Regions from separate parts of the Homo sapiens genome. Here region 1 is linked to region 2. A link is an interaction called in ENCODE POLR2A ChIA-PET data of the cell type or tissue named here. Cell type or tissue: Caco-2. All regions are shown on one strand. Region 1 has its middle 30 kb from the start of TOMM7. Region 2 has its middle 20 kb from the start of STEAP1B-AS1.

Region 1 (4,000 bases), 210 kb after region 2:
TTCCTACAGCTACAGGCTTTCAGAGAGGAATCTTATACTTTAAAAAACAGAAATTAAACTAACAGCTCTACAGAGATCTTTTCAATGAAAAATAACTCACAGGAGTTCTTTTCAAAGCATTTAAAAATTCTCATAATCTACTCATCCACATCAACACTTTTAATTAGAGCCTCTGTTTACTTAAAAGGAAGTATAACCAAAAAAGAAATCGAAAGAAAAATAAGATCAAGCCAAGCATATACGTCAACTCCATCTCTCATTGACAACTGTGTCAATTGAAAAAATAGGCCGGGGGCGGTGGCTCATGCCTGTAATCCCAACACTTTGGGAGGCCGAGGTGGGTGGATCACGAGGTCAGGAGTTGGAGACCAGCCCGACAAACATGGTGAAACCCTGTCTGTACTAAAAATACAAAAATTAGCCGGGCGTGATGGCACGCGTCTGTAATCCCGGCTACTCAGGAGGCTGAGGCAGGAGAATTGCTTGAACCCAGAAAGCGGAGGTTGCAATGAGCCGAGATCGCACCACTGCACTCCAGCCTGGACAACAGAGCGAGACTCTGTCTCAAAAAAAAAAAAAAAAAGAAAAAAGAAAGTTGTCTCTAACTTCCAATTCCAGCCATGACAGAGTAAGTCTTAGACTTAGCTTTCCTACCATAAACTGGCCAAAATAGATAAAACAATTTTCAGGGATTGGACACCAGTTAAAACAGTTATGATGTTTGAAAGAAACCAAACGAAGTGAGCTTCATGTCCCCCACTGCTTGGGAAGTTGAGTCCAAGTGGAAAGTTGCATTTGTATAGGGCAGAGGAAAGAGAAACTAGAATTTGTGCCTGCCACAGTGGCTGGGATTTGGAAGCCAGGTGCTGCAGAGCAGGGAATCACACAGAAGAGGACTTCAGAGATTGAACCCTGAAAGTTTATAAACATTCTTCTCAGGTCCTTGAGCCCAGGCCATATGACCTGACTGTAGGGTAAGACACCCAGGGTCTATCAGAGAATAACTGCTGGGAGGCTGGAGAGCTAAACGGAAATCTCAGAGGCCACACAGTGCTGGGAATGTGGTGGCATTCTAATCCAGCCAGGGTAAAGAAATATTGGTGAATTCCCAGACTTCCAGATGAGTCACAAAGCAAAAAAGGTCATGTCCTAAAAATGTACATTACCCTCTAGGAGTAAGGATTATACCCGAGGAGTAAGGTCAAAACTGATGTAAACCCACCATAGCAAAGCCTAAACCCAATTTTCATCAGAATTAAAATTATCTGTCAATAATTTAATTGCCAGCCAGAACAAAATTCAACATTCTTTGGAGGAAGTTAACATGATCCAGAGTTTCTATAAAATGTCATTCATAATATCTAGCATGAAAAGTTTACCAGGCAAGAAACTGGTTAAAGTTACTAATAGCCAGCCAGGCACAGAGGCTCATACGTGTAATCCCAGTGCTTTGGGAGGCTGAGATGGGAGCATTGCTTAGAGACAAGAGTTTGAGACCAGCCTGGGCAACAAAGCAAGTCCCTACCTTTACAAAAAACAAAAATAAAAAAAGTAGCCAGGCATGGTGGCACACAGCTGTAGTCCCAGCTACCCAGGAGGCTGAGGCAGGCAGATCACTTGAGCTGGGAGTTCAAGGCTGCAGTAAGCTATGATTGTGCCACTGCACTCCAGCCTGGATGACAGAGCAAGACCCTATCTCTAAAAAAAAAAAAAAAAATTTTATTTTTATTTTTACTTTTTAAGTGACTAGTAGCCAAGAGATGGAAGCAGGTAGAGATGATCCAGATATTGAAGTTAGCTAGAAAGACTTCAAAATAACTATAATTAATATGTTAAAGAAAAGAGGGGTAAAGATTGACAATGAGAATGAAAAGATGAAGTATAAAATCAGAGAATTAGAATCTTTTTTAAAGAGAATTAAGTAGACATTCAATATTTGTAAAATACAATATCAGAAATTAAGAATTTATCAGCTGGATTCACAGTGCAAAAGAAAACAAGATTAATTAATTTGAAGACAGGTCAGAGGAATATATCCAAACTGAAACACAGAGAGAAAAAATAACAGTCACCTTAAATATATTATTTGGGAGATACTCCCCTCATTCACTCCTCTTTTTATTCTCCTTTCTCCCAGGCAACTTATTTTTTCTAATAAGAAAAAGCAGGTGAGAGTGGGATGTAAAATAATACGTGGCTATGGCCGGGCACAGTGGCTCATGCCTGTAATCCCAGCACTTTGGGAGGCCAAGGCAGGCGGATCACCTGAGGTCAGGAGTTTGAGACCAGCCTGACCAACATGGAGAAACCCCGTCTCTACTAAAAATACAAAAAAATTAGCTGGGCGTGGTGGCACATGCCTGTAATCCCAGCTACTTGGGAGGCTGAGGCAGGAGAATTGCTTGAACTTGGGAGGCGGAGGTTGTGGTGAGCCAGGATCATGCCATTGCACCCCAGCCTGGGCAACAAGACCGAAACTCTGTCTCAAAAAAAAAAAACAAACAAAAAAAAACAACTTGGTTGGGCACAGTGGCTCACGCCTGTAATCCTAACACTTTGGAAGGCCGAGGTGGGAGGACGCCTTGAGCCCAGGAATTCAAGACCAGCCTGGGCAACACAGGAAAACTCCATCCCTACAAAAAACACAAAAATTTACAAAAAAACACAAAAATTTAGCTGTGTGAAGTGGCATGTGCCTGTAATCCTAGTTACTCAGGAGGCTGAAATGAGAGGATCCCTTGAGCCTGGGCATTCTAGCCTGGGCAATAGAGCAAGACTCTGTCTCAAAAATAAAATAAAATAAAAATTTAAAACAAAATATACCAAGAGAAGCTTGGAAAAAAAATTTGCTCTAATCAAAGTCAAACGACAAACTGGAAAAATACCTACCAATCATATCACAGATATAATTTCTGTAAAATACAAAAGGATCTACAGGCTGGGTGTGGTGGCTCACACCTGTAATCCTAGAACTTTGGGAGGCTGAGGTGGGAGGATTGCTTGAGTCCAGCAGTTCAAGATCAGCCTCGGCAACATGGCAAGATCCCTTCTCTATCATTTAAAAAGTAAATAAATAAAAGGACCCATAAATCAATATGAAAAAGGCCAACATGCCAACAGAAAATGCGCTAAAGGAAACACAATGGTTCTTAAATATATGAAAAGATTCTCCATCTCACTCAAAGCAAAATAGTAACTAAATCTATAAAACACCATGTTTCATCAGTTTGGAAAGACCATTAAGTTTGATAACACATGACTCAGCAAAGGTATGGACAAAAGGGGCTCTCACTAGAGTTTTCAGAGATCTACTCTCCCAAACATACATCACTCTGCCATTCCTAGAGTCTGGCCTTTCTCCTCCTGATCCAAGATAGCTATCATCCAGTCATTTCACATCCATTTCAAGAAACATACTTCCCTTTCAGGAAGACTTACCCAAAGTACCACACAACACTTCTGCTTACATCTCAATTATCAAATATTAGTCATAGAGCTATATCTAACAGCAAGCCTGGGAATCTTGTAGCTTGGTTGCCACATAGCCAGCTAAAAGTGACACTTTGCAAGAGAGCGACAGAAATGGATTTTTGTTAGGCAATTAACATTCTCTGCCATGCCTACTTCTTTGATTGCCAAATATTGATACACGCTTTCTCATATACAGAACACAATGAATCTCTCCCAGGGATACAGTTCTCAAATTTCATCCAGATACTGCATCCAGGTCAAAGTTCAGGAACTCTGGGAAATATGTACCTTCCATCTGGTACAGACAGCATCTCATGGTCCAGCAATCAAAAAACTTAAAAATGAGTTAACTGCCCCCAACTTACCCAACATACAAAGGTGGAGTAGGAGCAAGATTAAAACATTGAGGCCAGGCGCAGTGGCTCACGCCTGTAATTCCAGCATTTTGGGAGGCTGAGGCAGGCGGATCACCTGAGGTCAGGAGTTCGAGACTAGCCTGACCAACATGGAGAAACCCCATCTCTACTGA
Region 2 (4,000 bases):
AGTATTGAAATTTAAAAATGCTGTTTAACAAAAGAAAATTTTTTGTTTTTCACTATAGCGTTTACTGCTAATTGATCATTGCTAATTTGTGTATATGAAGACAGGATTTCATCACAAAACCACTGACTGAATTTGTACCTCCAGCCAGCTCTGCAGTCTTTGCGGCTTCATGTAGAGATGTTCCTAGCCATTCATTCTCCCACTGCCTTTCTCTGTGCAATGACCACAAAACCTCAGCATGTGTATTGTAATAGAATGTGGGTTTCCTTGGTATTAACATGACCATATGTTCAATGTAAATGCCCCTCTAAAACTGTATGGGGGACTTCAGTAAAAGGAGGTGGTCAAGATGTTGCCGGAAAAAGGGGTCCCCATCTAGAGGCCAGGAGAGGGTTCTTGGATCTTGCACAGAAAAGAATTCAGGGTGAATCTCAAACCACAATGAAATAAGCAAGTTTATTAGAAACTACTCTGTTATTGAGTAGCACATCCTCAGAAAGCAGGACGAAAAACGTGCCGTCCTTTGTTAGTGTCTCTATTTATAAGAAACTATAGAGCTATAATTAAACTTAGAATGTACAGATGTGCTCACTGAAGGTAGGGGTTATTGGTGCTATCAATGACCATTAATTCTTCAACCTAAGCCTGCCCATTAACATTATATTTAAGAAAAGTGGGCTGTACTCTTAGGACATCTGGACATTCTGTAGGCCTGGTGGGAGATGTTCTGTGTGGCCATAATATTCTGCAATTAGAAGAGCAGTCAGCTTACAATGTGACTATTTGCAGACCATAAGCATTCACTTTATAGGTGCTTTGTGAGTGCCTAGCTACGAGCTTTAAGATTGGGTCGCTCTAGTCACGTTTTGTTAAACTAAAAGCCTAGTAATCAGACACTCCTCTAATGCAGGGATTCTAGAAAGTATTTTTATTACTTTAATAGTATTATAAATAGGAAAACACATTTTAGATTTTTATAGATTTAATGGGCTCTGGGGATATGCCAGAAGGCTCCAGGTTGAGAAGTGGTGCACACGTTAATATTCAGGTCATCTGAACTGATGTACAACCTCAAGAACGATCAACCCAATGTGAGTACAGCCAGATTAGTGCATCATGGAGCCCCAGCATGGGACATCTATCTGGTTTAGAAAGAACATGAATAAGGAAATGTAAAACATATATATATATATAGCTGATAACATATAAAACATATATATGGCTAATAACATATAAAACATATATATATAGCTAATAACAATAATCAGCACTTGTCTACAGTAGCTGCTTAACATGAGGCATTGTGTTAAGCGATTGATAAATATTATGTATGATTAAAATATGTAGTTCATTTACCAGCTACCACAGAGATATCCAACAGAATAACAGAATTCCAACTCGATCACTTAAAAAAAACACACACACACAGGAAGGCAATTTGTTTCTAATTTAACAGCATTAGATCTAATGCTCCAAACAGAAATCTCTGAGGAGGAATTCGTTGTGGAGCAAATGGGGTTGCTGAGTGCAGAGGCCAATAACTATGGCACTGGCTTTTGAGAAAAGAAAGGCTTCATTGCAAAACCTGCCAGCAAAAAGACAGGGGTTGGGTTCAAATCTATCTCCTTGATTTGGGGTCTGGGGCAAGTTTATGGGCCTGAAGGGCAAGGGAAAAAGGATTTGGGAATGTTGGTTTGGTCTGATTGGAGGGCTTCAAATTTGGCCATTTACGGTAAGGTATGTTGAGGCAGACTTTAGCCCCAGATCTTCCAGGCCAATGGACCCCTCCTTCTGAAAGCGTTCTGGTGCGTTCTGGTGTGTTCTGGTGTTCATGTTCTGGTCATGGTCTGGTCCTCCTGGTTCTGAGTGGAGGAATCATTGGTTCTGGGTGTTGTTAGAGGTCAAAGCTTTTTCTATAGCACATGCCCAGGTTATATGACTTGCAGTTTTTTGGCTCTGTTATACCTACAAGGTAACTCGACACTTTTGTTATCAACAAAGCAGGCTCAGTTTGGGCTGGTCCCACAATTACAAAATTTCCTGCCCATTTCCCAGACCCAATCTCTCCTTGAGTTCCAGACTTGAATATCAAGACATATTTCAAATTTACAACATCAGTGATAGAAGTTGTCCAAAGATGGTTGTTAACAACTCTTTCCCTCCCTGCTTCTCGCATCAGGCAGTGAAGCCTTTCTCCCCTTCCTTTGAATAGGGTCTGGCCGTAGTGACTTGCTTGACCAATAAAACACAGCAGAAGTCGCTTTGTGCACTTGTTAGGCTAGGTCATAGGAATGTTTGGAACTTCCACCTGACTTTCTTGGAATGCAACTGCTTGGGACACTCCCTCTTGGAACTCAGCCACTCCTCTGTAAGAAGGCCAAGCAACATATGTTGGCACTGCTGTGGATGGCCGTTGCTCAGCTCCCAGCAGAGAGCCAGTAGTAACAAGAGCCATATAAGTGAGCCCCAGATGTCTCACTGTAACTGCAAGAGAAAAACAGAATCACCCAGCTAAGCCCAGTCAACCTACAGAAAGATGAAAGATAATACATTGCAGCTTTAAGTCACTCACTGTTGGGGTGGTTTTTTAGGCAGCAATAGGACACTATAAGAGTGGCCAGACCAAGTCCTTCACTTCCCCTCACAAAACTTGCTCCTCACTCTGCTGTGTATGCCACCTTAGGAAAAAACTTCAGCTTGATCAGGTCAAAAATCTTGGAGTCATCCTTTATCTTTTCTTTTACTCAAATGTCACATCCACTCCATTAGCAAATTCTGTTGGCCCAACATCCCAGTCATATCCTGAATTTCTCCATTTATTACTCCTTGTGTGACCCCACCATCTTGGCCCTCCTGGGAACTCATGCAGTGACTGAGGATGCACAACTAACCAGGACAGACCCAGAGAAATGAATGGGAGAGCTCTCAAACTCCATCTGGTACAAGGATTCATGTTCCTTTGAAGTTGGTCCTTTGCTCTGCAGATACTTGGACTTCAAGGGTGTGTTACAGGGATGAAGTTGTTTGCAGTAAACATGGATGCACCAACAGAACCTGTTCCCAAGTTTCTGATGGAAGCCAGAGGCTCCACACAGGGATGTGCTTCAAATGCATATCCCTTGGTTAGCTTCACATGCTAACCAAGATTGCTTTGCCCCCATACCACAAAGATTCTGTGTTGGAGTCAAAGAGCTGTAACTCTGTAAGTACTTCAAAGCATTTCAAAAACCCTAAAGGGCAGTGTGTATGTATATTTACCCAGCACAGTGAAGGCAAAAACCACACTCGTGAATATTTTTAGCATTTGGGGCTGTCAGAAGAGCTGGGCCCTTGGCTAAATATATCCAGGCAGTTTCCCTACATTACTAGCAGGGTTTGTTTTCAATTCCTATTTCCTTCAAACAGCAGTCATATTGAAGGAAATAAGCACTGTAATAATAAATACCTCTTTCTGCATCATAAGTTATTATGGAAGTTTTTCCTATGTTTATTTTCTCTATAATTCCTATAAATAATAGGAATAAATAAAAAATAAAAGTGCCTATAAATCGTGCTCCTAATATGAATTTTTATTGGTAGGATCTTCTGTGAAGATTCAGAGATGTGGGCCACCAGTTAACATAAGAAGTAGATGCAATTTCTTACAACCATTAACTAAGTCCTCTTTATACTTCATACATGTGTTAGCTAATTGAACTCTCTAACTAAACGCTGATCTATCACTATCTTTTTCAGAAAGAATGAGAATCATCTAAGGTATCTCAATGATTAATTACAAATGACAATATCTAACACACATTAAATGCTCAGTGTGATGAGTGTTTTACATGCAATATATCACTGAATTCTCAAAACAACTTTGTCAGGTAAACCCTATTATTTTTATTGTATAGAAAAAAATAAACTTTCTCTGTATGTTCACATTCAACACACTTCTGTGAGCAGGTATGTGGGTTTTTTCCCCACACATTCAATTCTCCTGTGGACATCAATTGGATGT

Evidence for each region. ChIA-PET counts read pairs that join two places held together with the same protein. Peaks named below come from ENCODE experiments on the same cell type or tissue, not always from the same donor. Only the 100,000 strongest peaks of a DNase experiment are listed, where the experiment ranks them.
Region 1: POLR2A ChIA-PET joins it to region 2 with 8 read pairs; 3 of 35 experiments call an interaction of 5 or more read pairs at or near these places.

What each region holds. Positions count from the first base shown.
Region 1 is chr7:22,790,529-22,794,528 of GRCh38, forward strand. No RefSeq gene overlaps it. Among named protein-coding and RNA genes, the nearest start is that of TOMM7, 30 kb to the right of the region's middle. In Caco-2, no CTCF peak of the experiment used is centred here; no DNase peak of the experiment used is centred here.
Region 2 is chr7:22,581,103-22,585,102 of GRCh38, forward strand. No RefSeq gene overlaps it. Among named protein-coding and RNA genes, the nearest start is that of STEAP1B-AS1, 20 kb to the left of the region's middle. RefSeq lists an enhancer at 2,044-2,618. In Caco-2, no CTCF peak of the experiment used is centred here; a DNase peak (open chromatin) is centred at 2,319.